Regions from separate parts of the Homo sapiens genome. Here regions 1 and 3 are each linked to region 2. The links are chromatin loops, found by intact Hi-C in ENCODE. Cell type or tissue: adrenal gland. All regions are shown on one strand.

Evidence for each region. A loop is a pair of places that touch in the nucleus more often than their neighbours do. Peaks named below come from ENCODE experiments on the same cell type or tissue, not always from the same donor. Only the 100,000 strongest peaks of a DNase experiment are listed, where the experiment ranks them.
Region 1: a loop joins it to region 2, with 7 times the contacts of the local background. A loop is called at or near these places in 11 of 110 quality-filtered maps.
Region 3: it touches region 2 in a loop (2.1-fold over the local background); 15 of 110 quality-filtered maps call a loop at or near these places.

The regions. Positions count from the first base shown.
Region 1 is chr21:33,702,838-33,710,837 of GRCh38, reverse strand. The region is part of intron 1 of ITSN1 (intersectin 1); the gene reads right to left. Among named protein-coding and RNA genes, the nearest start is that of ITSN1, 64 kb to the right of the region's middle. In adrenal gland, no CTCF peak of the experiment used is centred here; no DNase peak of the experiment used is centred here.
Region 2 is chr21:33,651,060-33,659,059 of GRCh38, reverse strand. All of the region lies in intron 1 of ITSN1 (intersectin 1), which reads right to left. Among named protein-coding and RNA genes, the nearest start is that of ITSN1, 13 kb to the right of the region's middle. RefSeq lists an enhancer at 1,790-2,289. In adrenal gland, a CTCF peak has its summit at 3,023; a DNase peak (open chromatin) is centred at 7,904; H3K27ac peaks cover 2,650 bases.
Region 3 is chr21:33,820,242-33,828,241 of GRCh38, reverse strand. It overlaps ITSN1 (intersectin 1), which reads right to left. Exons shown (of 40, transcript NM_003024.3): 25 at 4,589-4,755; 26 at 1,379-1,424. Among named protein-coding and RNA genes, the nearest start is that of ATP5PO, 92 kb to the left of the region's middle. In adrenal gland, no CTCF peak of the experiment used is centred here; no DNase peak of the experiment used is centred here; H3K27ac peaks cover 265 bases.

The DNA.
Region 1 (8,000 bases), 52 kb before region 2:
AAGACTCCGTCTCAAAAGAAAAAAAAAAAAAACAAAAAACTTCCCCCAAAAGAAAGCCATAGTCTGTTTCACTGGTGAATTCTTTCAAAGAAGAAATAATACAAAAATTATGAAAAGTTTTACAAACAAAAAAAAAGGAGATCACTACCCACTTCACTTTTTTAGGTCATACAACTATAATACCAAAACCTCACAGACGTTACAAAAAATAATAGAACAAGATCCCTAAAGAATACAGATACAAAAATCATTCACAAAAATTAAAAATTGAACATCAATATTATATAAAAAGGATACTAAAATATAACCAAATAGTTTATCCTAGAAATGGCAAGATTAAACCATTCAGAAAATGTAATATACTATATTAGCAGAATAAAGCAGAAAGCCCATATGATCATGTGAACAGATATTTTTTTAAAAGCTTCTGACAAAAACGCAACATCCAATCATGATTAAAAAAAACCAGGCCGGGTGTGGTGGCTCACGCCTGTAATCCCAGCACTTTGGGACGGGCGGTTCACGAGGTCAGGAGGTCGAGACCATCCTGGCTAACACGGTGAAACCCCGTCTCTCCTAAAAATACAAAAAATTAGCCAGGCGTGGTGGCCGGTGCCTGCAGTCCCAGCTACTCGGGAAGCTGAGGCAGGAGAATGGCGTGAACCCGGGAGGCAGAGCTTGCAGTGAGCCGAGATCATGCCACTGCACTCCAGCCCGGGTGACAAAGCGAGACTCTGTCTCAAAAAAAAAAAAAAACAAAAAAAAATGCCTCTCAGCAAATTAGAATTAGTAGGAAACTTCTACAAACAGATATAGGGGATCCATGAACAACCTACATCTAACATCACAGTTAACGGTTAAAGACTGAATTTCTCAGCCTGAGATCAGGAAGAAGACAAGGATATCTGCTTTTACCACTTCTGTGCAACACTGATATGGAGATTACTCAATAAAGTAATAAGACAAGAAAAACAACAAGCAAAAAATAGGCATGAAGATTGGAAAGTAAAAATAAAGCTCTCCTTATTTACAGATATCACTATTTATATAGAAAATCCCAGAGAATCTAGAAAACAATAACTATATTCAATAAGTGAATTTAACAAAACTGCAGGATAAAAGGTTAATGTATTAAAATGAACTGAATTCTTAAATACTAGCAAGCAAAAAATTGGAAAGTGGAATTAAGAAAAACAACTGTTTTACAGTAGCATCAAAATATGTAAAATTTCTAAATGTAAATTTAACAAAAGACAGGCTGGGCGCGGTGCCTCACGCCTGTAACCTCAGCACTTTGGGAAGCCAAGGCGGGTGAGTCACCTGAGGACAGGAGTTCGAGACCAGCCTGACCACTAAAAATACAAAATCAGCCAGGCATGGTGGCACATGCCCGTAATTCCAGCTACTTGGGAGGCTGAGGCATGAAAATCGCTTGAACCCGGGAGGCCCAGCCTGGGCAACAAGAGTGAAACTCCGTCTCAAACAAACACACAAAAAAACATATACAAGGCCTCTACACTTAGAACTACAAAATATTGCGAAGAAAACTTAAAGAAGACCTAAATAAATGGTACTAAGATACTAAGTTCATGGGTTGAAAGATTAAATACTGTGAAAATGCCATTCTTTCCAAAGGGTTTGTATATTCAATGCAATCCCAATCAAAATTGCAGCAGGCTTTGTGGCAGAAATCGGCAAGCTGATAGTAAAGACCTAGAATAAGCAGAGCAACTTTTTAAAAGAACAAAGTTGAAAGATTTACCCTGATTTCAAGATTTACTATAAAACAACAGTAGTCAAGGCCTTTTGGGATTGGTGTAAAGAGACAGATCAATAAAACAGAAAAGAAGAGTTCAGAAAGACCTACCCGTTTGGTTAACTGATTTTTGGCAAAGTTGTAAAGACAAATCACTGGAGGAAAAAAGTCTTTCAACAAACAAAGTGGATCAACTGGATATCCAGGTGGGGAGAAAAGCCAACACTGACACTTTACATAATACACAAAAATTAATTCAAAACGGGTCCTAGGCCTAAATGCAAAACCATATATGCTTCATATAAAAATCTTAAAAGATGGGAGAATATCTTCCTGAACTTAGGCTAGGCAATTTCTCAAAACACAAGGAAGCATGATTTATAAAAGAAAAAATTAGGCCGGGTGCGGTGGCTCACGCCTATAATCCCAGCACTTTGGGAGGCCAAGGCGGGTGGATCACCTGAGGTCCGGAGTTCCAGACCAGCCTGACCAACATGGAGAAACCCGTCTCTACTAAAAATACAAAATTAGCCGGGCGTGGTGGCGCATGCCTGTAATCCTAGCTACTCTGGAGGCTGAGGCAGGAGAATGGCCTGAACCTGGGAGGCGAAGTTGCTGTGAGCCGAGATCGCGCCATTGCACTCCAGCCTGGGCAACAAGAGCAAAACTCCATCTCAAAAAAAAACAAAAAAGAAAAAATTAGTAAACTGGGCTTCAAAGTAATAAAAAAAACAAAAAAACAGTTCTTCAAAAGATAACCCTTATGAAAACAAAAAAGCAAACCACAAAGAAAACACTTACTTGCAACACATACATTAGAAAAAGTACTTGTATCCACAATATCTAAAGAACTCTTACAATTTAAGAATAAGACAGCTCAGTGAGGAAATGGCTGAGATGTAAAATAACTTCTAGAAATGGGCAATAAACCCATGAAAAGATGTTCAACATTATTAATCATCAGGGAAATGCAAACTAAAATCACACTGATATGCCACTATATTTCCACTAGAATGGCTAATATGAGAAAGAATGACCACATCTAGTGTTGGTGAGGATGTGGAACAGCTCTACACACTGCTGAGAGGAATGTAAAATTGTACAAACTTTTAAAAATATAGTTTTCTTAAAACATTACACAGCTACCACTCCACCTAGCCACTCTACTTCTAGGTATTTGGTTAAGAGAAATGAAAATTTATGCCCACACAAAGATTTCTATACAAATGTACTATCAAGCTTTATTTTTAAGAGCCAAAAACTGAAACCCAAATGTCAATCAACTGATCAATGAATAAACAAATGATGATCTATCCATCCAATGAAATGCTACTTGGCAATAAAAAGTAACCAACTGTTACACAGGCAACAACATGCGTGAATCTCAAAATTATTATGCTAAGTGAAAGAAGTCAGATTAAAAAAGAAGTATATATCTATGATTCCACTTCCAGAAAAATTCTAGAAAATGTAAACTAATTATAGTGACAAAAACCCCATCAGTGGTTTCCTGAAGATGGGAGGAGAAGAAAGGACACAAAACAGAGAGGCACAAGAACCTTTTGGGGGAACAGAAGTGTTTGCTCTCTTGGGAATGATGATTTCACAGGCATATGCTCATGTCAAAACTAACCAAACTGTACATTTTTAAATATACACATTTAAAGTGCAGTGCCTCACATCTGTAAAGTGCTTTGGGATGCCAAGGTGGGAGCATCACTTTAGGCCAGGAGTTCAAGACTAGCCTGGGCAACATAGTGAGACCCCCCAACACACACAAAAAATAAAAAATTGAAAAAACATAAAAAATAAGTATATGCATTTAGTACACTTCAATTACATGTTAATGAAGTTGAAAAGAGAGCCACAAGCCACAAAGAAAAGACTAAGTATGAGTCAAGGGTACAGCATTCCTAACAGTTCACTATAAACTAGCATATCTATGTTGATGGAATTCACATCTCTCCCCCAAGAGACATAGCAATTCTTGATATGCCTCAACACAGATTTTAACTTTTAAAAAATATCTCGTTTAAGCTCAAGTTAAAAACTGAATTGAGGCCAGGTGCAGTGGCTCACACCTGTAATCCCAGCACTTTGGGAGGCCGAGGCGGGTGGATCACTTGAGGTCAGGAGTTCAACACCAGCCTGGCTAACATGGTGAAACCCCATCTCTACTAAAAATACAAAAATTAGCTGGGCGTGATAGCGCACGCCTGTAACCTTAGCTACTCGGGAGGCTGAGGCAGGAGAATCACTTGAACCCAGAAGGCAGAGGTTGCAGTGAGCCAAGATTGTGCAACAGCACGCCAAAAAAAATAAATAAATAAATAAACAAATAAAACCTGAATTGAAAGGATAGAACAAATGGTGTGGACTGTAAGGCTTCTGAGCAAGTTAAGTGGCAGATCTCAGATTGTGAATAGGAATCCTGAATGACATTATTTACTAAAGCTGACAAAAAGAAAATTTCTTTTTAAAAAAGGTTTTCTAATAGAAGTGAGGTAGGGTGAAGCATAGTCTATGTTGAATCCAAAATGCTTTACTGGAAAATACTAATTACTCATTTTAAGGTCAATATATCCAGTGTTTTTTTTTTTTTGGTAATAAATGCCTTTTATTAAAATTCTAAGATCAGTGCTTTTCCAAATACCTTTATGACCAAGTAACAAATAACAGCTATACTCTCATTTTAAATTTCATATAAGTGGGGAAAATGTCTGGAAAGTATAAAATATGAGGTATTCTTTAAAATGCCATCAATTAAAAACTTGGTGGCTCATGCCTGTAATCCCAGCACTTTGGGAGGCTGAGGTGGGCAGATCACTTGAGGTCAGGAGTTCCAGACCAGCCTGGCCAACATGGCGAAACCCCATCTCTACTAAAAATAGAAAAATTAGCCAGCATGGTGGCACATGCCTGTAATCCCAGCTACTCGGGAGGCTGAGGCAGGAGAATCACTTGAACCCAGGAGGCAGAGGTTGCAGTGAGCTGAGATTACACCACTGTACTTCCAGCCTGGGTGACAATAAGTATATGAACAAAATTCAAATATAAAAGATGATATGAAACTTCACAGACATCAGTGTTTGATTTGTATGAATAAATATATATACTTCAAGAGGCAAGTTATAAAGGGCTCCAATATGAGTAGGCTTTCAGAAAAAAAATTAAAGCTGCTTTTACTGCCATAACTCACTAAATATATAGTCAAAATGAAACATCAATTTAGAATGATAGGAGAAATGAACTTCAGTACCTCCATTTCTAAAGGAAGAGCATTTGACTGAATATTTTATTAAGGTCTTTCCATTTAAACTTCTGGAGTATATTTTAGATTAAGCAAAATTTTCAAATGTTAAAAAGAGAATTGAAAAAAATGTAGGTTTTAGCCAGGTGCAGTGGCTCACGCCTGTAATCCCAGCACTTTGGGAGGCTGAGGCGGGCGGATCATGAGGTCAGGAGATCAAGACTATCCTGGCTAACACAGTGAAACCCTGTCTCTACTAAAAATACAAAAAAAAAAATTAGCCGGGTGTGGTGGCAGGCACCTGTAGTCGCAGCTACTCGGGAAGCTGAGGCAGGAGAATGGTGTGAACCCAGGAGGCAGAGCTTGCAGTGAGCTGAGATCGTGCCACTGCACTCCAGCCTGGGTGATAGAGCGAGACTCTGTCTCAAAAAACAAATAATAAAGAAAAAATGTAGGTTTTAATTTTTGAGTCAGAGCACTAGCATATTAAATATTTTTCATATTCTTCTTTTTATAATCAGATTATCATTTCTATTTAGAGCTTACTTAAAAATAAACCTTAATATCTTTCCTACATCTTATTAATTTACTCAGGAAAAATTTTTATTTTTATTTCCAGGTACGGTACAAAGCTATACTGATCCAATATAAAAACAACAGGCTGGTTCAGTGATTTTTATCTCCTCATTAAAACATTTTGTCTTTTTTTTTTTTTTTTTTTGAGACGGAGTCTTGCTCTGTTGCCCAGGCTGGAGTGCAGTGGCCCGATCTCGGCTCACTGCAACCTCTGCCTCCCAGGTTCACGCCATTCTCCGGCCTCAGCCTCCCAAGTAGCTGGGACTACAGGCACCTGCCACCACGCCTGGCTAATGTTTTTGTTTGTATTTTTTTTTTTTTTTTTTTTTTTTAGTAGAGATGGGTTTCTCCATGTTAGCCAGGATGGTCTCAATCTCCTGACCTCGTGATCTGCCCACCCTGGCCTCCCAAAGTGCTGGGATTACAGGTGTGAGCCACCGCGCCCGGCCAAGATTGTCTTTACAACTGATTTCGAGGTCCTTATCTCATTCAAATGACAACTTAGCCTTACTCCCGGAATCAAAGATAATAGTCTACAATAACATTATGCCAAAATAATGAAGTCAATTTTGGTGAGGATTTACTGGCATGATCCTTAATAGTAATAGCTTATAATAACGAATGGAAAGTTTAAGTGCTTGCAAGTACACCTGACCTATATTAGCCAATTTAATCCTATTAACAAAGCTATGGACTAAATATTATTAGTATTCCCTCTTCCAGAGACTAAAACACAGTTTATACAGTTATTAAACAATGGAAGAGAGAGTCTGGATTCAGAGCCCATGATGATAACCTCATACTTTTAGGAATACGAACTTCACCAAAGAGGCACAAAGTAGTTAGCCTGGTAAACTAACCAGGGTGAAGCGTGGGTGCAGGGGATACTGTTCCATGCAATAAAGGCACTGGAAAACGAAAGAAGAAAGATAAACCAATTTTTTTTGTAATGTCATAGCAGATCACAGAAACAAAATGGGGGAATTAAGATTAATAGAATGCTGACATATAAGTCCAGTGAGCTTCTACTTCTTACACACAAAAAGGAAAAGCTTCCTGACGTGTAAACATTTACCATATGTAAGCAGGAAGTCACACATTTTTTGAAAATCTAACAGAAAGCCTAGAGCAGTTAAGAAAAGAAAAAAGTGAACGAAATCAGTTCTATCTCTATGAGGGGACTTCAGCAGCATAAGGTAGGTCACCTACGCTGAAAACAAACAGAAACATACCTAGAGAAAAGGAAAGGCATTCTTCTCTCTGAGGTCCCTGGCCCTGTGGCCTAGAAAGCAGGAGAGTTACCCAGGAGTGCAGGAAGCTCAGCCCCAAGCAGAGGCAGCACCTCAGGGCTAAGGGCCCGGAGCTCTTCGGCGAGGAGACAACACACGGAAAAGGGCAGCACCAAGTAGGCAAATAGGCACAGTCCCATTTACTTCTGTTTTACAACAGGGCCTACATCATGATTGCTTACACTTTCCCCCTTTAAAGGTTATAGGTGACAATTGTGGGAAATTTAGAAAACTGAAAAGATAGGTGAAAAAAAAATCCACAATTCCACTCTCCGAAGGCAACCTCTATCAACAGCTTGGTATTTATATTTCCTTTTAGTCTTTTCCCAGTGAAAGTACAATTGTTTCCTTCTTTGCCACACTTTACACAAAATGCATGCTTTCAGCAAGTTATTAAAACCTTTCTAAACATATTGCTGGACCTAGATATTTTATTGAGACAAACACTCCTTATTTAGGTACAAAAAATAGAAAAACATAGAGACTAAGTATTAAGCAATGAAGAAACAGGTAAATAGTTTCTTCAAGTTTGGATAATGTTCAGATTTTTAAACCAAAGCTAGAATATGTTTAAGAAGTCTTTAATCTTTCTTCATTTCAGCTTCAGGAAAAAAGAGCCAATTACAGAAAGTCAAAAGAAAAAATACTGATGATCCTTAATTTTGGCACTTACATTAAAATCCCTAATGTTGATATAGATAAGTAGAAGGCCTCTAATAAACATGTATTTATAAACTAGAATGACCATCCTTAAAACAACTTTATTTCTTTATATATATACGCATATATATTCTTTATATATATATTCTTTCTTTATATATATACAATTTATATATACGTATATATGTGTATACACACACACACACACACACACACACACACAGACAGAGTCTCGCTCAGCCACCCAGGCTGGAGTGCAGTGGTGCGATCTCGGCTCACTGCAATCACTGCAACCACCATCTCCCAAGTTCAAGCGATTTTTCCATCTCAGCCTCCCGAGTAGCTGGAATTACAGGCACCGGCCATCATGCCCGGCTAATTTTTGTACTTTGGTAGAGACAGGGTTTCACCATGTTGGCCAGGCTGGTCCTGAACTCCTGACCTCAGGTGATCTGCCCGCCTCAGCCTC
Region 2 (8,000 bases):
CGGAGGGCTGAAAGTTCCAACCCTCCAATCCTGCAGTTTCCTGACTGCTTCCTCCGGACCACCCCCAATTCTGAGGGTGTCCAGCCCCTCATCCCCAGGAGCCAGTTCATTAGCATGAACTCAGATAAGATCCAAAAGGACTCATTATGAATAAGAAGACACTCCCACCACTCAGGAAATTCCAAAGATTTTGGAAGCTATGTGCTAGGAATCAGGAACAAAATGATATAAAATTATACCACAGACTATCTGACACACAGTAAGTAATCAATAAATAACTGCTGAAACAATGAACAAAAGGATAGATAATAGTATCATTCACCAAGATGGGATATACAGACAGAGGAAGAGGTTGGTCAGAAGAAAGGTGGCAGGTGAGCAATGCTCTAGATGTATTGAAGTTTTAAGCGCCCAATGGATCCAGTAGGTACAGTCATGCAGCCAGTAACATTTGAGTCAATGATGAACTGCACATACAATCGTGGTCCCGTAAGATTGTAACAGCATATTTTTACCGTGCCTTTTCTATGTTTAGATATGTCTCGATACACAAATACCACTGTAAATACTTGTGTTACAGCTGCCTACAGTATTCAGTATAGTAACAGGCTGTAGGGGTTTGTAACCAAGGAGCAAAATAGGCTATACATATAACCTAGGTGTATAGTAGGCTATACCACCTCGGTTTGTATAAGTAGTTGACCCTTGAATAACATGAGTTTTAACTGTGTGGGTCCACTCATATTCAGATTTTCTTCTACCTTTGTCACCCCTGAGACAGTAAGACCAACCCTTCTTCCTCCTCCTCAGCCTACTCAACGTGAAGACAATGAGGATGAAGAATGTTATGATGACCCACTTCCACTTAATGAATAGTAAATATATTTTATCTTCCTTATAATTTTCTTAATACTATTTTCCTTTCTCTAGTTTATTGTAAGAATAGAATATATCATACATATAGCATACAAAGTATGCGTTCATGGACTATGTTATCAGTAAGGCTTCTGGTCAACAATAGGTCATTAGTAGTTACGTTTTGGGGGAGTCAAAAAGGTTATATGATTTTTTTTAAAAACAGAATCTGGCTCTGTCGCTCAGGCTGGAGTGCACTGGCACAACCACAGGTCACTGTAACCTCAAATTCCTGGGCTCAAGCAATCCTCCTGCCTCAGCCTCCCTAGTAGCTGGGACTACAAGAGTACACCACCATGCCCAGCTGATTTTTAAAATTTTTGTAGAGATGGGAGTCTCACTTTGTTGCTTGGATGGTCTCAAACTCCTGGTCTCGAGCAACCTTCTCACTTTGGCCTCCCAAAGTGCTGGGATTACAGGCAAGGGCCACGGAGCCCTGCTTATATGTGGATTTGCCTGTGTTGGGGACCAACACCCCTAATCCCTCCCTTGTTCAAAGGTCAACCATACACTTTATGATGTTTGCACAAAGACAAAATCACCTATCAGAACATCATCATTACACGATGCAGGGTTAGAAAAAAAGACACCGCTCCAGGTACAGACAGATAAATACAGTGAAAATGACTGCCGTGGAAGACCAGTGAAATGTCAAAAGAGGGTATGAAAAGCCCTGGCGACAGCAACATTTTAAGGATAAGAAGCCCTCAAAGGGAATTGGGAAGTCCTAAATGTAACAGAGCAACAGGGCAAGGAAATAGCTGAAATGACCCATGCTGAGGTCACAGCTGCTTATGGAAAGAAATGAAACTAAGAGGAAACTGACAATCAGAGATAAAAGGAGAAGGTCAAGAAAGCTTCTGCAGAAAACCAAATACCGCATGTTCTCACTTACAAGTAGGAACTAAACACTGGGTACACACTGACACAAAATTAAGAACAATAAACACTGGGGATTCCAAAACGGGGGCAGGGGTTGAAAACCTACCTATCTGGTGCTATGTTCACTACTTGGGCAACTGGTTCATTAGAAGCCCAAACCTCAGCATCATGCAATAAACCTACATAGCAAACCTGTGCATGTACCCTCTGAATCTAAAAATTAAAATAAAAAAATTAAAAAAGGCCGGACATGGTGGCTCACGCCTGTAATCCCAGCACTTTGGGAGGCTGAGGCAGGTGGATCACCTGAGGTCAGGAGTTCGTGACCAGCCTGGCCAACATGGTAAAACCCCGTCTCTACTAAAAATGCTAAAAATGCAAAAAATTAGCCAGGCGTGGTGGCAGGCGCCTGTAATCCCATCTACTTGGGAAGCTGAGGCAGGAGAATTGCTTGAACCTGGTAGGCGGAGGTTGCAGTGAGCCGAGATCGCACGATTGCGCTCCAGCCTGGGCGATAGAGTGAGACTCTGCCAAATAAATAAATAAACAAATAAATAAATAAATAAAACAAGTGGCACGCCACAGACCTGATCTACCTACTCCGGGGGCTGAGGTGGGGGGACCGTTTGAACCCTGGAGGTAGAGGTTGCAGTGAGCCAAGATTGCACCACTGCACTCTCCAGCCTGGGTGACAGAGTGAGACTCCGTCTCAAAAAAAAAGCTTGTTTCAGTGGCTACACACTTGAACAGAATTCAAACTCACCCCCTATACAGATGCACACAACACTGTACACTGTGAATGTCTGTAGTATTGGTTTTTGCATGAGGTCAACATTTTATATGTATGTGAAAGGAAATGACACCACTGAAATACTACAACATTTAAAAGTAACTTCAATTATTAATTATTAATTTGTATGACACTGATCATACACTGAGTAAAGGCCATCTGTTTTGCCTGCCTAGCGTTTTTTTCTCCTCTTGACAGATCCTACTTCTCTTTAATGCTTTCTGTTAATTCCACGAGTTTAGGTACTGGTCTCACCAACTGGGGGAAAAGGTAGACCCAAGGCCCAGGAGAGCCAATGAGAGTACACGTTTCCCTTGGTCATATGATGGGTTCAGACACACGATCATGCCAGGCCAATCAGAATCCTTGGACTTGACAGGTATGTGAGTCACTACATTTCAATGCTGTGCTTCTTCCACTTGGAAATGAAAAAGCTCATACAAATACAATTATGAATAAAGAAAACTGTGGCAATAAAGCAACCTTCCTTTTTCTTCCTTCTCTCTCCTACAATCCTCTTTTTTCTCTCCCTATCACTTTTTCCACCTCCCCACCCAACTGCATTTAGATAGTGGACTACTTAAACTTATCACTGAGTTTTTTTTAAGTTAAGGATTCCTGATACATGACATCACCACGACACAGAAAGCTAATCTAAGAACTAAGCCCAGCCCCAGGTAAACTATTCTGTGATTCAACTTCTTGGTATTTCGACAGTACACTTTAGAGTCTTGTTTCAAGGCCCTTCGCAGTGGCTCACGCCTGTAATTCCAGCACTTTGGGAGGTCAAAGCAGGCAGATCACTTTGGGTCAGGCGTTCAAGACCAGCCTAGCCAACATGGCGAAACCCCATCTCTACTAAAAATACCAAAAAAAAAAAAAAAAAAAATTAGCCAGGCATGGTGGTGCCTGTAATCCTACCCACTCTGGGGGCTGAGGTGGGGGGATTGTTTGAACCCAGGAGGTAGAGATTGCAGTGAGCCAAGATTGCACCGCTGCACACTCCAGCCTGGGTGACAGAGTAAGACTCTGCCTCAAACAAAAAAAAAATCTTGTTTCAGTGGCTACACACTTGAACAGAATTCAGACTCACCCCCTATACAGATGCACATAATACTGTACACTGTGAATGTCCCTAGTATTGGTTTTTGCAGGAGGTCAACATTTTATATGGATGTGAAAGGAAATGACACCACTGAAATTCTGCAACATTTAAAAGTAACTTCAAAATTTCTTCCTTCCTGTTTTCCCTCAGCTAGAGATCTACACCGGTTTAAAACAGGTCCGAGCCAGAGTCCGCATTTGTAAAATGGCCTTTCCAATCAAATTGTGATTGCCTGAATTAGATTAAATTTTGGTACTTCCATGTTTCTTGCTATCCTTAACTGTTGATGTTATTATATGGAGAAAATAATAACAAATTCACAACGTCCCTAGACATAGTGAAAAAAAAAAAGAGACAAGGTAGTATCATAAAAAGAATATTGTGGTAAGAATGAGAAGAATGTTTAGTTCACAGTAACAGAAACTCCAGCTACCTAAATCAAGGGGAAGGAGGTAACCTTAAGAACTCAAGAACGAGAATGCAGCTGGACCAAGAACAGACTGGAAGAGAGTGGCTTAATGCTGTCAGAGAGTCAGGTAGTGTTCTCTCTGCTTCTCTTTAGACAGTTACTTTATTCTCCCCATCCATAAATCATCTTTCTTAGTCCCCAGACAGCAGAACATAACTGCTTATAACTCCCAATCCTTTACTTAGGGTCCTTGAGCATATTAAGGCCAAATCCTTCTCTATTGAGCCTAGTTTCAAATTTCCAGGGAAGAAACGAACACTGATTGGGCCAGGTTGGTCAGGTGCCCAACCCGAGTTCAATGTATTATGTCTTTTGTGTAGAGAAGGAGGTAGGAAGAAATTGGATGTGTAGGTTGAAGGGCACTTAGGGGATCTGTGTTGGGTCAGATATACATTCCAAAGGTTCTCATCACACAGTCTCAGCTTTGTACCTTGTCTCATAATCAAAATACGGAACTAATAACTAACGTTGATTCTAGACTCTTGCTAAGAGTCTAGAGTATAACAGAACTTAAGATAATTAAAGTGAATTTAAAAAATCAAAGGCCAGGTGCAGCGGTTCATGCCCGTAAGCCCAGCACTTGGGGAGGCTGAGGCGAGAGGTCCACTTGAGTCCAGAAGTTCATGACCAGCCTAGGCAACACAGCGAGATCGTCTCTCCAAAAAAAAAAAAAAAAAAATTAGCCAGGTGTGGTGGTGCGTGGCTGTGGCTGTAGTCAAAGCTACTTGGGAGGCTGAGGTGGGAGGATTCCTTGAACCTGGAAGGTTGGGGATACAGTGAATCATGGTCATGCCACTGCACTCAGCCTGGGTGACAGAGTGAGACAAAAGAGAGAAAGAAGAGACAAAGAGAGAAAGAAAGAGAAAGAGGAAGGAAAGAAGGAAGGAATTAAAGGGTAACAAGCATTCATCACTGTTTTAGAAGTTCCATGCCAATAAACAAATACAAGTTATGGTGGCTCATGCCTATAATCTCAGCACTTTGGGAGGCTGCGACAGGAGAACTGCTGGAACCCAGCAGTTCAAGACCATCCTGGGCGATATAACAAGACATCATCTCAAAAAAAAGAAAGACATTGGCCGGGCGCAGTGGCTCACGCCTGTAATTCCAGAACTGTGGGAGGCCGAGACGGGCGGATCACGAGGTCAGGAGATCGAGGCCATCTTGGCTAACACGGTGAAACCCCGTCTCTACTAAAAATACAAAAAATTAGCTGGGCGTGGTGGCTGATGCCTGTAGTCCCAGCTACTCGGGAGGCTGAGGCAGGAGAATGGCATGATCCCGGGAGGTGGAGCTTGCAGTGAGCTGAGATCGTGCCACTGCACTCCAGCCTGGGCAACAGAGCGAGACTCTGTCTCAAAAAAGAAAAAAAAGAAAGAAATACAAGTTAAAAATAAATTATAAATTCTAGGAATGAAAATGGTCCTTTATAAACATGATGGTCTGTATGAAAAACTCGAGAATTTTTAAAAAAGCATAGAAGTCTTAGAGGGCTGAGATTCTATCTTGGTTCAAGGCTACTCACCTAGAGCAATGCCAGGCATATACAGCGTGTACTCAAACATTCACTGAACAGCTAACTAAACTCAGAACTTCCCAATCACGGCTGGGTGCGGTGGCTCACGCCTGTAATCCCAGCACTTTGGGAGGCTGAGGAGGGCAGATCATCTGAAGTGAGGAGTTCGAGATCAGCCTGGCCAACATGGCGAAACCCCGTCTCCACTGAAAATATAAAAATTAGCTGGGCATGGTGGCACATGCCTGCAGTCCCAGCTACTCAGGAGGCTGAGGCAGGAGAATCACTTGAACCCGGGAGGCAGAGGTTGCAGTGAGCCAAGACTGTGCCACTGCGCTCCAGCCTGGGCAACAAAACACGACTCTGTCAAAAAAAAAAAAAAAAAGAACTTCCCAGTCACAGTACTTTAAGTGGATTATAGTTGTGCCAAAGATACTGATGCCCTCAGTTTTGGGGAACGATGCCTACAATTAGTACTAATTATTGCTACTAACACAGTACTAATATTATCTGGAATCACAAAGACTGAGAAGCATTGAATGCAAGACCAAAACATTGCTGGAACTTAGAGTTCCAGCAAGACAAGTTGGTTACCAAATAAATTTGTGTAAGGCCAATAGGCATTTAATAATCATTCACACTCATTGGTAATACAGAAAATAATGCAAGTTAAAACAAATAAAATTGGCTAAGATGTTTTTGGAGATGGTTTTACCCAGTCCTGGTAAGAGAACAGGAAACAAGTACCTTTTACATGATAGGGGGAATGCATCTGAGAGCGGTATGCTGCAAAGGCTTTACAAACAACTTTTGGTCCAAGAATTTTACCTATCTTTATTAAAAAGCAAAAAGACAAAGAATCTATAGGTCCAGCAATAAGTGACTGATTACATATATGACGATGTAGCAAAAAAGGCTGCAAATACAACACATTAAGTGAAAAACACAGGCTACAAAACTGTACGTACCTGAGGCTACAAACTGGCAAGGCAACGAAGACTGAATCCAGCCCTCAGGTATGCTTTGAACCCCAGTGTGTTAACAATAAAAAGTGTGGCCCACATAAAAATCAGAAGATTTCATATTAAACCCACATTCTCCTAAATAACTATAAGGTGTAGTAACACCAGGACGCATCCTCCCAGAACCACAAAGGTCTGGGTTGACTGGCCCTGGACCGTCCTGCCACCTTCAGTGCTCGTGGTCCCTAACAGGCCTTCAACTCTCCCGGGCTAAGTAGCTTCACACCAGGCACCTGCTGGGTAATTTGAGCATGTTGACCTTCACAGGGTATTAACAGTCATTATCACTGGATGGTAAGATCTTGGTAGGCTTTTAGTCTTCTTTCCTTATATATGTTTCCAAAAGTTTTCTTCAATAAACATGTATTCCTTTTGTAGTAGGAAAAAACATGTTATTTTTTAAATTACCAAATCACAACTGTAATATTAATCACTTCATCTACCAAGATCAAAACAACTAAAGATAACAGATAATGACTGTGGTTTAAAACTAATTGAACTAAGAATTAAAGTAAGGTTACGATTACTGCAGGATTTCCCTCCCTTTGATACTAATTAAAACTCCAGATTGGACAGACAACAGCAGCATTTTACAAAACAGATCTTCCTCAAAGAGAACAGCTTCTATAGACAATGCAAAAGCCTGCTATTTTAAGGATTCATTCCCATACATTTAAGATTTCTTTCACTAAAAAAAGGAAACAAAATCTCTCCTATAGAAACCTATATTCATAACCTCAATTAATTTGTTTATAAAGCTAAATAATTCTTGATCTTTGTCTTACACTGCTATTTCATTTGATCAATAGTAATAATTTTATGGGGTTCTCTTTTCCTCAGAGAAACTCCGGAAAGTTTACACAAATTACCATTCATCTCAAACCATTCCTGAGACCTCACAAAGTACACCACATTATCCTCATCACAAAGATAAAGCAGAAGGCTAGGTAGAAACGTCAACATCCATAGACAGCTGGAAGCCGAGTCAATGGAATGTTCCTCTCTATCCATCCTCCAATCCACTCCCACATGATACTCAGAAGGAGATTTTTAAACAAAAGCACATCATGGGACTCCCCTGCTTAAAACTTACATTAACTTCCTACTTCCCAGACATTCAGAGTCAAGTCCCAAGTGGGCCTCTCTCCTTCACTCCCCACCTGTCTCTCTTGCCCCCAGCACTTGCTCTGTACCAGCTCAGAGCCCTCGGGCCTCCAGGCTTGAAGGACCTCAAACACTCCTTGATTTAATAAACCAACAAATAACCCTTGCGTGTCTGCCAGGCAGCAGGCGCTGCTCTA
Region 3 (8,000 bases), 170 kb before region 2:
TGTCCTATTTGGCACTGGATGTTCTTGCTCCTCAAGGGACCTGGCATACGCAGCCAGCAATCTGCCCCAACATTCTCTGCAGTCTTTTGTGTCCTTTCTTGCTAGTTTCAGTGCAAAGCAAAGCCCACCTGGGCTTCATCTATGAAATATCTGGACCCTCTGGAATGACAAGTGTACAAAACTTAGAAAACTTACACTTAAAACGGAGATTTGGTGGGGTGGTCCAATGTATCTCCATCCACTGTATTTATCTGACTAAATACTCCATCCAGTATTTATCTGACTAAAATAAAATCCTAGACTACGTGAAATTTCCCTTCTTTTCCCTAGCCATGTAAGCCCAGTTGGAGCTGGGCACCAGACAGACAAGCAAATCCGTCTCTTGGCAATTCAGTGACTGTTTCAACCTATAATTTTCTAAGAATATGATAGCCAAAAAGTTCAAATGACCTAGACCAGGAAGACGTGCCACAGAAACCGTATTATTTCACATCCGCTTCTTTCTTTTCTTTTTCGTGCTATTTATAGCACATGTGATTTTACTGAAATAAACTAAAACACTTTGGATTCAGAGGCATGACTACAATTTTGTACCTTCAATGTGTACCGAGGAAAACCATCCTATGGCTTCTACATTAATGGGACCTACACTCTAATCTTCTCCATTGTTTGTGTCCTGGGAATGCATTGTTATGAAATGAAAAAGGGCTAACCAAGCCTAAGAGGAAGACGGAGAAGCAGCTGAGCCCATAATCCTACAGCTCCATGTATTATAACTTCCCAGCATCTTGCCTGAATTATTTATCTATATATTTATTTTATTTTATTTTATTTTATTTTTTGAGATAGAGTCTTGTTCTATCGCCCAGGCTGGAGTGAAGTGGAGCAACCTCGGCTCACTGCCACCTTGGCCTCCCGGGTTCAAGTGATTCCCCTGCCTCAGCCTCTCGAGTAGCTGGGATTACAGGTGTATGCCACTATGCCTGGCTAATTTTTCTATTTTTTGGTACAGACCGGGATTCCCCTGTTGGCCAGGCTGGTCTTAAACTCCTGACCTCAAATGATCCACCTGCCTCGGTCTCCAAAACTGCTGGGATTACAGGCATGAGCCACCGTGCCTGGCCTCACCTGAATTATTTCTCGACAACCCAAGAGAACATTCTGTTAGGTAACGTCTCCACTCTTCATGTGTGAAGCAACAGACAAATCTCATAACCAAGTAAAATTATTAATGGATTCCAAGGAAAGGACTTACTCTCACCACTCTTAGGAAAGATTCTTTTTATTTTAGGCTTCTGGCCCTAATACACAAAGATGGGGAGCAACTATCAATTACATTCAAAACATTGAAAAGTAAGCATCAGGGTTTGTAACTTACCAGGTTTTTTTCCTAAACTCCCTGTTTTCCCAGCAGTTCCAGAGCCCTTAAAACAGAGCAAAAGGTCTCATTTGCATGCTGAAGTTTTGATCATGCAACTTTAAAAACGATTAATGATGATACAAACCCGCTTGAGCCCCAAAGCCCCACTTTTCATTCTGGGAAAACATAGCACTGTATCACCTGACACAAGGATATAGATCAGGAAAACATGGAAAAAAATAATTAAAACATGTGGCTTTTACTCATTTCTATAAGAGAAAAAAACAGCAGAGTATGGCGCCTGTAAGAGCCCAGAGGGCTCCAAGCACAGGCACTTCTCGGACCTGGTCAAATCTAAGAGGAGGTTCCAGGCTAGGAAGACTGTTAGTTTACATCCTAAACACTAAGCTCGGACTTATTTTCACATGGCTAATTATGAAATATTTCACACATAAAAAGTACAGGGAATATAACTCACGAGCCTACTACCCGGTTTTAACACATTAAAATATTAATATTTTGCACATTTGCTTCAGGAGCTTTCTTTTTTAAAAAACTAACAGGGACAACTGGAACCTCTCTTCCCCCATCCTATTCACCCCTCTCTATCCAAAGAGGCAGTGGCTGTCCTGTGTGGCCTTTCCACCCAATTTCACAGAGTTTATACATTGAAATTTCTCTATCAATGCATAGAGGCAGAGCATATTTCTTCCCAACTATCAAGTGTTTAAAAAGTGCTCTGGGGTTGAATTCCTCTCTGGGATACTCATGGAATTTTAAACCAGCCAAGTAAGCCAACAACAGAGACCACGAGAGGCAGGACAGGAGCCAGAACGGAATCTGTTGTTACAAAGTACTTTATTCTAAATTAATTTATGCTTGAGTCTATCTTGCAGTAAATTAAGCATTCCAATTAAAACAAAACAAAAGGCTTAATAAACAAAACATGAGTTACTGAAAGAATAAAAATATGCCATTTATCTACCAGGAACACAACTTACAGTCTCTTTATTTTGCTTATTGAAATTTAAGAAACATTTACCAGGAAAAGTTCGGGTTAAATTTTTACTCTGATTCTGCTTTATTAACGAACAAAGTTATACAAAAGCAATCTCTCACTATTTTTCAATAGGCTGCATATCAAAAAAAGGAATACCAATGAAACAAGACTCCAGTGACCAGTTAACTTTCCTAGTACAGGCTTAGAATCTACTCCCTATACTCCATAAAAAGAACAAGGCAATTGGCAGTACCCTAGAGTTCAAGTAGTTTCAATGTGCTCCCTTTGAAAAACCACAGCCAGCCCCATAAGCTGAGATGGATTCAGAAGGCCATGTTCTGTCCTCCCTGCACCTATAAAGTCCCCCAGACTGTGCCCCAGACCTGCCCATACAGAGAAGGGAAGCAGGATGGGACGACTCTCCCCATGCCCAGACGTCAGTTCTGGTATCTGAAGCTGGGTCTGGTGTTAGGTTGGGTCGGATATTTTGCTTTTACACTGAATTCTGTATTCAAGTAGGACGAAAGAGCTGAGTTTTCAGGTTTTTTTTTCATTATTATTGAATAGTATAGCTAGATGTATATCTAAAAATTTCTAGTACTGCTAGTTCTTCTGTGGCTAATAATTTAAGACTGTGGTTAAGAAAGTACCTTACAACTCCACTTACCTTAAAAAAAAAAGTCACTGTGTGTTTTCCTAAAATTTATTTCGGATGGTTTTATTAAAGTAGAAAACTGTAACTTATTAAAATACATTACAAGTAATGGCTTTCGTATTTTAACTGATCCAAAAGGTAAAGTCACTTTAAGAGTTTTCATGCACGGTAGTAGAAATTGAGTTTGGCTTTTAGTGTTTTACCCAATTCCCCTGAAATATCATCTGTATGACTCTCATTGGACTCGACTTGCTGGCCTGGAGAAGAATTGAATTCTCTGTTTCCAGGTCTGAAAAGTCCAATATGCCAGCTGTCTCGCAGGGCAAAATTACTTTCTTCCGGGCTTCTGCCAGATTCTCCAAGGGTGGGCAGACTTATGTAAATCCATCCATGGGAATTCCACTTAGCTGCTCTCAAGACCGCAGCAAGAAAAACCAAAAAGCAAAACAATGCCACCCCTTAAAAAAACAAAACCCAAGCAAATAAAATCATTTCTGGGAGCTGCAGGAGAGGTGAGCAGGCCAAGGGCAGGACTCCTAGAGCAGGGCACCAGGCCCAGCCTCGCTCCCAGAGCAGCTCCGAGTACACGGAGCCGCACATGTAAGAGCCCAGTATACACTCTACTACTGGCATTTGAAAGAGAGAGAGAACTTTGTCCACTTGCTCACTCCTGAGAAAGCGGCCCCTACAGGCTCCCTGCCAGCCTTTTCTCTCTCAGTACCTAGGAGGTATGAGGAGAAAAAGAAAATAACTGTGAATTGACTGTCAACACTTAAAAAAAAAAGGAGTTAATTCTTGTTGGTTTTTTTAAATGTGCATTGGATCTGTTAAATGACTCCATTTATACCCTGAAACTCTCCACTAACGTGCAAGTGGCTCCTACAAGACTGACTCCCATGCTCTGTGGTAGGTCCACCCCACCATTCCATTCAACTTGCACTATCTTAAGACCACAGTTTATGTGATCAAATTTTTAGGGCTCTATTTAACAACAGTGAGAGCACTTCCAATTCATACGGATAACAGCACTTAAATTCAGTCCTGATCAACGGAGATTCTAAGGCCTAGCCAAAAGTGTACCCATCCCTTAGATCTTGTGTCTTTCTACTGTGTGGGCAAAACCAGAAATTCTAAAAACTTTCTAATAATATCCAATATTCTGGGGCGATTATCACCAGAATACTTCTGTTTATACAGGCAAAATATTGCTACCATTCTTGGGCATTTAAAAATCAATGACCATAATGATCTAATCAAGAAAGTTTACTCCAAAGCGTAAGTCAGTTACAGGCAGGAAGAGAGCTTAATACTGAACATTATCCTCCCAGCTGATGCGGACCAGCCCCATCACACTCAGCCTCCACTTAGCCCTGATGGCATTCTGCTTGGGGGAAGCCAGTGCTTACTGCGCAGTGCCAAATGACAAGATCAAACAATGACAGGTCACACTGGATTTACTGTCACATTCCAGAACTTAGCAAAACCCAACAAAGTTCCGCTGTCAAACATCGTGACTCCCCACAAAGAGAATCACCGCACAGAAAGGGAGAGGAAACAGTTAATGTGGGTTTACCTCTGAATCTTTAAGCCTCACATAGTTAGAAGGGAAGACTCCGGCCTTGTCGCCCACTGTTCCTGTCCACCAGTCACCATCTTTCTTGGTAACCAAAATCACATCCCCTTGCTGAAAGGTTAAATCTCCTTGCTCAGAACTCTCGTAAGTGTACATGGCAATAAATTCTGGTGGGGAGAAATATTGAGATACGGAGAGAGCTTGATTGTTTAAAGAAATCCCAGACAGCTTTGCAAAAGCAAGTTTACGAATAAGGAAGTTAGGACAAGATCCATTCAAGAGAAAGGCTAGTCACAGATAAAATACAGAGCTGCAGAATGCCCTGGGCTCCACATTCCCCCAGTGCACATAAAAGTTCAGTAGCTGCAGACAGGGAGACAATTCCTGGGAAGACCCAGACACAGGAATAAAAAACCCAACTGCATGTTTACCGACACTTGAGTATTTAAGAGTGATCTACCATTTAGCATCATGATTTCTTTTTGAATGAAAATGGTTTTTACATTTATTTTTAACTAAGAGTTACACAATACCTACTCTGTGCTGAGCACTGGGTCAGATGCATTCATATGCAGGCTCTTGGTAAGCATATTAAATATGTGTATTTCAGTTTTGAGGGTACTACGTCACAGGTTTTTAAAAAATTGTTAGATAGCATATATCCTTCGCATAAATTAAATAAGACATACTTTTCCTTATTGAAGTGCCTGAAAACTTATGTCCTATTGTGCCATATACACAATATGATAGGAAGCTGTTAGAACACAAAATGAGTTACACATATTGTTTAGTTAAAAATGGGCATCTAGTTGTCATTCAAGAGCACAAACAGGTAGAGAGGACTGATGATAAAAGGAATGTCTAACCCAATCCCAGAAAGCCTTTCAACAAGTTAAAAAGACAAATCACAGTTTATCACATTTTATTATTCATGTAATTTAGTCTTAAAGGATAAGAACTAATGTTCCTTTGTGTCTTGAATTTGAAGGGTGTGCATTACAGAAGAAACTTTCCTTTTTAATTAGATGTAGAACTTTGCATCACTCTTGGTGGATTTTATTAAGGCTTAGAACCAAATCACACTCTCAGAAAGATCACCAGACACAAAATCCTGGATGGAGGTTCTAGGTACAGGATAAAAGATTTACAGAAAGATGCACAGGTTTCTTATTTCCCCTTTTTCTCCATTTTATCCTAGGCTTTTGTATGTATTTTTTTAAAGCAACAGAAAAATCACCATTTACCCAAAAAGTTCATTTTTATGATGGACAATGTATGTTTCTCTCTAAACCTCAGATGATGTTCCTTTAATGTCGAGCCTCGTGTTGAGTAAGAGGTAGGAATTTTTTATGGAGAACTCCTTCGGTTGATTATCAGAGCCTCTGCAGGAGGTACTAATGAAAACTAAAACAAACAGACAAAAACACAAAAACCTCTAACTCTTGTGCTCACGTGGGCAGCCCCTGGAGCAACAAGGGCCTCCTTCAGCGCCAGTGTTGACCTGTCAGCGCCGAGGCCAGCAGCAATTGCTGGTGGAGAGCACTGGGCCCCATGGCAGACACAGGTCATTCAAACGTCCCAGGGAAAACAGAAGACTCTCTGTCTTTAGCCCTGAGGCGCTGGTAACACATACCTCCACAGTGAAAATTGGAAAAATGATTTCCCACACAAGGAAATCAAAGTTTGGTGGCTTTAATAGGGTCATTCTTTCTTCATTAACAGACTCATTTTTCTGACTTCTCCATACTCTCACCCTTCCCTTTTCATTTTGCTCCCTGTTACTGTTCTTTAGATCATATTTGGCCATTTAAGACAGGATCCTTGGCCATCAATACTTTCCCCAGTGATTCCTCAACTTCAAAGTTACTTTCTTTAAAATTGATCCAAATTTTGAAGTAACTTTCCAAATGCTTAAGAAACTTCAGAAACATGAACTCTGGCTGAACTTGGTATTGCAGTATAAAATATAAAGGAGACTGGGAAGACTGAGGCTGGCCTTGCCCTGCCTGCCTTGCACAAAGACATCTGAGAGTGGCTTTAGGGTGACAATGAAACCCAGAGACATGATGATGGATAGGCAGAGGTTCCTCTTTAGCTACCCCTTCTCAGGAAACATTCCACAGAGGGCACTGGCCATCCCCAAGCCAATATTTTAAATATTTTAAAAGCAACCCAAGCCAATCATCTATTTTATCTGGTTTACAGTTTACTTTAAATTTGATTATGTTCAATGTGGTATTTACAAAAGGCTCATTAATATATGTAAATAGCTTTTCTCAGAATTTCTAATGTCCTCCCACCCCTTCACAAAGCCAGCAACCTTTCCAAATATTTCTAATAACTAAGTCATTTCAAAATTGGCTGTAATAAATACAAACTAAGATCAGAATTTAACTCTATTATGTTGCCCAATTTTAAGTACATGCATGGTTCACTTGTGACCTATTTATTGAGTCCTCAGTACATGTCTCAAAACAAACAAACACTCCTCCATACTGCTATTGGATGAGGATGCTCATACTTTATGTGGCTTTATCACTAATCCAGGGAATGAAGCAAAAACGACATAAAAGTAGCAGACATTTACTGAGCTTTGTTCTAAAAGCCTTCTGCATGTTATCTCATTATCCTTGTAATAATTTCCTACCTCAAGGGGTAGTTATCACGGCCAATTTACAGACAAAGAAGCTAAGGCATAAACAAAATAATACTGTTACTAGATGGGTGAGTCAAGATACAAACTCCAGCCCTCCAGTGAGCCTTGATTGGATGTAACACACCAAAGTTTTTTTCTTTATCTTTTGGTGAGGTGCATAAGTTGCTTTTTACTAAACTGACTGCATGTGGTATTTAAAGGAGCTTTTTGCCTTGTTACCCTAACAGTGGATAAAAAGTCATTAAGATAATGAGAATGTATAAAGGGAACTCTGTTAATCATTTTCATGGTAATAGCAAAAATTAGATGCTGGATTTGTTTAGTGATAAGGTTTTATAGCTATACTATGAACTAAAAAAAATTCTTACTTTAAAAAACCTCTTGAAAAAAGAACATTGTTACTGTGAGTCTGAAATACCATTATACCTTAATCCTTGCTGTCTCCACCTAAAACAGCTGTTTTAATAATTCTGTTTTTCACTGGGCAAGGTTTCTAAGGAATGTTAACAATCTCATTATGGCAGACAAACTAAATAAAACATTCTATTCTCCTGTAATGTATTCAAGGAACCCATAAAGAATTACTATAGAATTGGTTAGTTATGGCATCTGTTAACTACAACACTGCTCAGATGTCTACACAGAAAACCCATCTAACTCAGGGAGCACTCTCCAGTTAGGATGTGATGATGGCTGTATTGAATGTAAAAAAGATGTGAGATTTTTACCATGAGGGCCTGAATTACCTAAGTTTTA